Linked DNA regions of Homo sapiens: region 1 is linked to region 2. A link is an interaction called in ENCODE POLR2A ChIA-PET data of the cell type or tissue named here. Cell type or tissue: CD4-positive, alpha-beta T cell. All regions are shown on one strand. Links, peaks and the distances in the headings refer to the core of each region. The heading gives the core; the rest is flanking DNA.

Region 1 (2,919 bases), core at 118-2,617, 260 kb before region 2:
TGCTCAGCTAGTATGCGGTGCAGCTTGTGTTCAACATAGATTTTCTGCTTCAATAGCCAGTGTCTCTCTACCTGTAATTTTAGATAGAGAATTTTTGGAATTATATTGGGATAAAATGGGTCACTCAGTATAGAAGATATAGAAAGAGAGATTACATTAACTAAGTAATAGATATTGTTTTGTTCTGAATTATTTCCATATGCATTTCCTTGTCTAAAGAAATTTCACCTGCAGTCTCCTTTAAAACATGAGCTGGAGCATGAGAACATTCCATGTTCCTTTAAAACATGGAATTCTGGAGAATGAGGAGATGTTGGAAATCATCTGATTCAACCATTTCATTTTGGACATAAGGAAACAGAGATAGTCTATAATGGATGTTTTATTGCTGACAGCTTTTTTTTTTTCTTTTTTTGAGACAGGGTCTCTGTCACACAGGCTGGAGTACAGTGGTGCTATCATGGCTCACTGCAGCCTTGACCTCCTGGGCTCAAGCTATCCTCCCGCCTCAGCCTCTCGAGTAGCTGGGATCACAGCTACTGTGCATGCCACCACACCGGGCTAATTTTTTTGTATTTTTTTTGTGGAGACAGGGCCTCACTATGTTGCGCCGGCTGGTCTCAAACTCCTGAGCTCAAGCAATCTGCCTGCCTCGGCCTTCCAAAGTTCCTGACAGTTTTGAGCAGGTGGCTATGTACTTGTTTTCCTAGAAGTTTAAAAGTAAGGAAATATATTCTTTTCAAAACTATTTCGATGTTCGATGTTCAAGTATTGGCTATATAATGTTAAGGAAATAAAGATTTTTAAAAATGAGTTCATTTTGCACTTTGATAAGAAAGATGGATTGGGTCATTTCCATCCATATTAAAATAGTTGGTTCTGGTTTTTGATTTATAACTTAATTTGGTTTGATTCTTAACAGTACAAACGTTAAATTATGTGTTCATTGAACCCAGTTCTCCATACCCACATGTAGTTTTTTATCATTATATTTAAAAGGACATAATAGCTCCCTAAGAAAGAAACTGAAAGGAGTCAACTAACTTAACAGACTGAGTTGTTTAAAATAAGAAATATGTATATATTTTTAAAAAATTTAATTCAAAGAACATGTATTGAATGGCTGTCATGCATCAGAGATATGTGCTAAGCAGCATAAATGTAAAATGCAGTGTTGCATTTTCCATGGGAAACAAGGAAGTACAAATATGTTGTTCTGAGGAATTTTAGTCGTTCACACGAGTCTAGCGTGAGACTAAATTCAAACAGTTCTGGCTTTGCCACTTACCAGTTATGTAACCTTGGCAAATCCTTCCACATCTCTGTGTTTCAGTTCCCTTTTCAGAAGATAGGGTTGGAATTAGTCTCTCTCTCTCTCTCAATCTACACACACACACACACACACACACACACACACGCACATGCACACACACACACACACATAAGGTTGTTGTAGGAGTTAAATAAGTTAATATTGATAAAATGGTAAAAACAAAGCCTGGCACATATCTGCTATGTGGGTTGGCTACTGTTGTTACCGTTACCACTATTGGTAGGATTATTCTCCCACCTTGATTGAGTGTGGATCAAATGAGATGATCCACCTGACATGCCTAGCACAGTCTCATGTCTCTTGGTTGTGGTGATGGCATCATAATCTTCATTATCTTTATCTCTGAAGTAACCCTTACATCTTAACAAGGATGTTCACATTACAGTCGCCCAGAGAATTTTTCCAAAGGATTCATGCCCCTGCAGACTTTGACTCACTGGGGTTCAGATGCACCCTGGTCACCCCACTGCGAAGATGCCATAAACTCCTGCTTTCAACAGTGAAGGAGAAAATAAATCTTTGAAATTTTCCCTGGGGTTGTTATTTTCTCTGAGTCTCAGCTTGAGGAAATGCAAGAAAAAACTTCCCTTGACCAGTGGGGCTTGTGATAGAAGATCCTGTAGGATGCTCCTCAATTTATGAAGCCTTTTCTGGATTATAGATTAGGCTCTGAGATGGCCCCTAAAAATCTAGTTAACCCACAAAGAAACTGATATAATGCTGATTGACATAAAACCTCATATTAAAAAGAATCCTATTCCATTGCCAGAAACTAAACAAAGCAAAGGAAAGAAGTCGTCTTTACTGTGAGTGATACAGGAGGAAAAACAAACATGGTTGCTTAGTAGAGGATGGAAAGAAATACTGAGAATTTTAAATGTACTTCTGGAAAGTATACATTTTAAGAATTATGCTTTTTGGTGCCATCAGTTTTGAGTCTAAACTCACCCCCCAAAATCCGAATTTAGTATTCTTGGTATAAATCTAGTATTAATTATAGCCGGAAAAAAAAAGTTCTTGATTCTTGGCTCAAAAATTTTATAAAATGAAGAATTTTCCTTTTTCTTCAGGGTAAATGTTGCAAGAGTTAAAGAGGTAGAGAAAAGGGGGAACTTTTTTAGTTGAAAACATTATCTGATTGTGTATTTACTCTGGGTTCAGAATTTTAAAAGTCTAGAGTGTAGCTGCACCTACCCTGGCATCCTGCAGGCTAGGGTGGTTGTAATATAGAAGTACGGGAAATGCAATTTGCTCTGTAGCTTTATTCTAGGATTTTATAGCCTTCCTTTTACACTTTACACATCGTGAATGCTTTGTAGGTCATGAATGCTTTTTTTATGTCTTATATTGTGACTTTTTTAAAACAATGTAAATAAAATTCTATTGAGTGGCTGCACCATAATTTATTCAGGGAACCCACTATGGTTAGGTAACTAGGTTGTTACCAATGTTCTCATGATAAATAATTCTATGATCCTTATACATCATTAAGTGCATCCTGATTATGTCCAGGGTACGTTATTAGAATAGCATAACTGGACCAAAAGGACCAGAACAATGAAAAGCTTTTTAAATTTTTAAATTTT
Region 2 (2,919 bases), core at 287-2,786:
GCCTTTTATTTGATAAAAGGCTGTAAGGTTAAAAGTATTGGTTTAGAGCAAAATGGATTAGACTTCTGTCTAGGGTTTGGCTATTTGTTATATTTGTTACTTGCAAGAGAAGCATAACTCTGTCTGTTTTAAAAAGAGTGTGTAAACCTATGGTGTACTTAATAATAATTCAACTCAGCTATCCCTTGGACACTGTGGAGGTCCACTCTTTTCTCCTGGATGTAACTTACAGATCTGTTAGAACTAGGCTTCTTTTAGCCTGATTTCTCCCCCAAATACCGGGCCTCACACTTTCCCTCCAGACGTTATAGGAAGGGTACTCTTCATGCCTGCTCTTTTTTTCTCACATAGCTCCCAGCACACAGCACATGGTCACTGATGTCCTTTCTCCCACTCAGCATAGAACAGTGAGAGATGGAAGGAGTGCAGCATGCTAGATGACTAGGGACAACTTTTATTTGACCAAGAACAGATTGTTGCCATTACTGGGGGACAGATCTCCTCTTTTCCCCCCAGCATTGAGAACGAGATGATCATGTAGCAAAAGAGGGGACGAAAAGCAGATGCCTTAGAGAAGAGATGGCAGTGGCTGCCCTTGCAAAGCCCGCCAGATCGTCTTCACTGTTATGGGCTCTGGAACCAAAAAGGAATTGAGCTATCTGTGTGGAAAGGAGAATTAGATGCCATATTCTAACTTCTCCGTTGTTCCTAACTGGGCCCATCCAAGGGACTATTATTATCCCAAGTGTCCAGAAGGACACTGAGGATTAGGCCAGCACTTTCCTTGATGCAAGTACTTGGCCACCATTTTCCTGGGCGTTAGGGTCCAGGGTGTGTCAAGGGTGGGTCAAGAGAGGCAGAAACCAAAGACTTATGCCTTCAGTGGTCCCTTGGTCAGAATTAGTACTCAGCAAAGTAAGTAGAACATGCTCTGTTCTGATACATAAACCAAATACACAGTATGATTTAAATAGGAAATGAGATTTTTTGCAAGACTAAGTGCTCAGTGAATGCTTTAGTGTATGCACTAAATCTTAAATCACATGGGATATGAGAAACTAACCAGGAAAACTAGCCCTCATTGAAGCATTAAGCCAGGAAAAAAAAAATGTGTTTCTTGTTTTTCCTATTAGCATCCATTTAACAACTGGGCTATTATTACCCTATGTAGAGTGATACTTTCCACGCATTTGCATGCCTGAGAGTTGGAACCAACAAAGTAACAGGACTGCCATTAAGTGATTTCTTTTGTTTTCTCTTTCAGCAAATGTTCCCAGCAGGCCACAGGTAAGAGTTAATGGCTTGGTTGGCTCTATGTTACTGATCCCAACCTAGAGTAAGCAGATTATCCACGACTGATTTTATTCCTACTTTATTCTCCATGTAAATAAGTAAACTTACTTGACATTTAAATGTTAGTTGATTCTGTACAACAGTTTGTCAGTCTGGGAGTGGGGGGTGGCTCCCAAGCCACAGATACCAAAAATACCATGTGTTTGATCCTTTGTGTTCTAACAGCTTTTTAATGGCATCTTATGTGCTACATAAAGTCACTCTAGATAGATTTGACCACCACTGCTCTCTCAAATGTCTACTTAAGGTGGCTATCACAGAACATTGACCTAAAAAAAAAATGACTGGTACCACAGAGGTGGTTTTGTTACTTTGCAGGGGAAAATATTTCAATTTTTTACTTAAAAATTTTGCTGAGAACTGTTGGCAGCTGTACCCTTATGCCTTTTAGTATTTTCTATAAACCAAAAAGTGTATGAGACAGGTTTACTTTGCCAAGGTTGAGGACACACCTGGGAAAAAGAGAGATAAATTTCATTAGGATTTGTAGCCTGTTTTGTTTTGTTTTTTTGTTTTGTTTTGTTTTTTGTTTTTGTTTTTTCCCAAAAAGGATTTTGAGGGCTTCACAGAAACGAAAGAGCAGGCAGGAGGGGGTGGAGGAACAGTCAATTATGCATTTGTCTTATGCTCAGTAAATCTGCGTTTTATATAATTAAGATAAGGTATGCCTAGAGTAGAAGAAGCAGTCAAGTACACATTTTTCTCAGGGTGGGAGGAGAGATGACTTCTAGTCCTGCCTTTGTCCTGTAAAGATAAGCTGTTAATTCACATTGTCAGGGTGAAATTCAACAAAACTCTGTTTTAGGGTAAAGATTTGGGGACCCTTAGAAATTTCCTTGTGAGCAATTTGTGAGGGAGGTCACTGGCCTTCTATCTTTGCAAGTAGCTGCTTAGGAAGGTAGTTTTTGTGTGACTCAGTTCCCACTTTTAATTTTTCCCTTTAGCATAGTGAGTTAGGGATCCTGAGATTTTGTTTTCCATTCACATTTTCTTATCACATACTTTTAGTAATAATGTGCCACAAAGCCACAGCAGCTTTGGAGAACATTTTCTTTCATGAACTTGTTTACTAATCTTTTTGAAACAATGAGCCTTCTGAATGATTGTCTTATTGGCAAGAGAGGCTGGGATCTTAACTAAAAGACAAGGGTATGTGAAGTAGGCTAGGGGTGTGGTGAGCTGTGGGTGTTCTCTCCTGCTTGCTTCTGTTGTCTAAGTGAATTGGAAGCCGGGACTTTAGCAGGGAGTGAGGTTGGGGAGGAGGTGTCAGAAGTGCGAGGAGAGACTGGAGGATGTGTGATAGCTTCTTGGAGAATAGAAGAGCAGATGGCCTGGGAAATAGAGTGTGACTATAAGCAGCATTAAAGGTGCCACTCATGAATTTAACATGAGGCCATTCTGCAGGGTTGTAAGTTGCCCTCTAGGCATATTCACGTTCATGAGCACAGGCACCAGAATGGGCTGAGTATTGGCATTTAAAAAGTTGAAGTTGGGGTTTGACAAAGTGAGTACAGTGATTCAAGGGAAGAGGCAAAGAAGTGATTATAATGATTGAACCAGATGCTT

Evidence for each region. Peaks named below come from ENCODE experiments on the same cell type or tissue, not always from the same donor. Only the 100,000 strongest peaks of a DNase experiment are listed, where the experiment ranks them.
Region 1: POLR2A ChIA-PET joins it to region 2 with 8 read pairs; 2 of 35 experiments call an interaction of 5 or more read pairs at or near these places.

The regions. Positions count from the first base shown.
Region 1 is chr6:144,589,459-144,592,377 of GRCh38, forward strand. The region is part of intron 51 of UTRN (utrophin); the gene reads left to right. Among named protein-coding and RNA genes, the nearest start is that of SNORA98, 190 kb to the left of the region's middle. In CD4-positive, alpha-beta T cell, for the core only: no CTCF peak of the experiment used is centred there; DNase peaks (open chromatin) are centred at 1,273 and 1,763.
Region 2 is chr6:144,845,541-144,848,459 of GRCh38, forward strand. UTRN (utrophin) reads left to right here. Exons shown (of 75, transcript NM_007124.3): 74 at 1,265-1,287. Among named protein-coding and RNA genes, the nearest start is that of TRQ-TTG4-1, 340 kb to the right of the region's middle. In CD4-positive, alpha-beta T cell, for the core only: no CTCF peak of the experiment used is centred there; no DNase peak of the experiment used is centred there.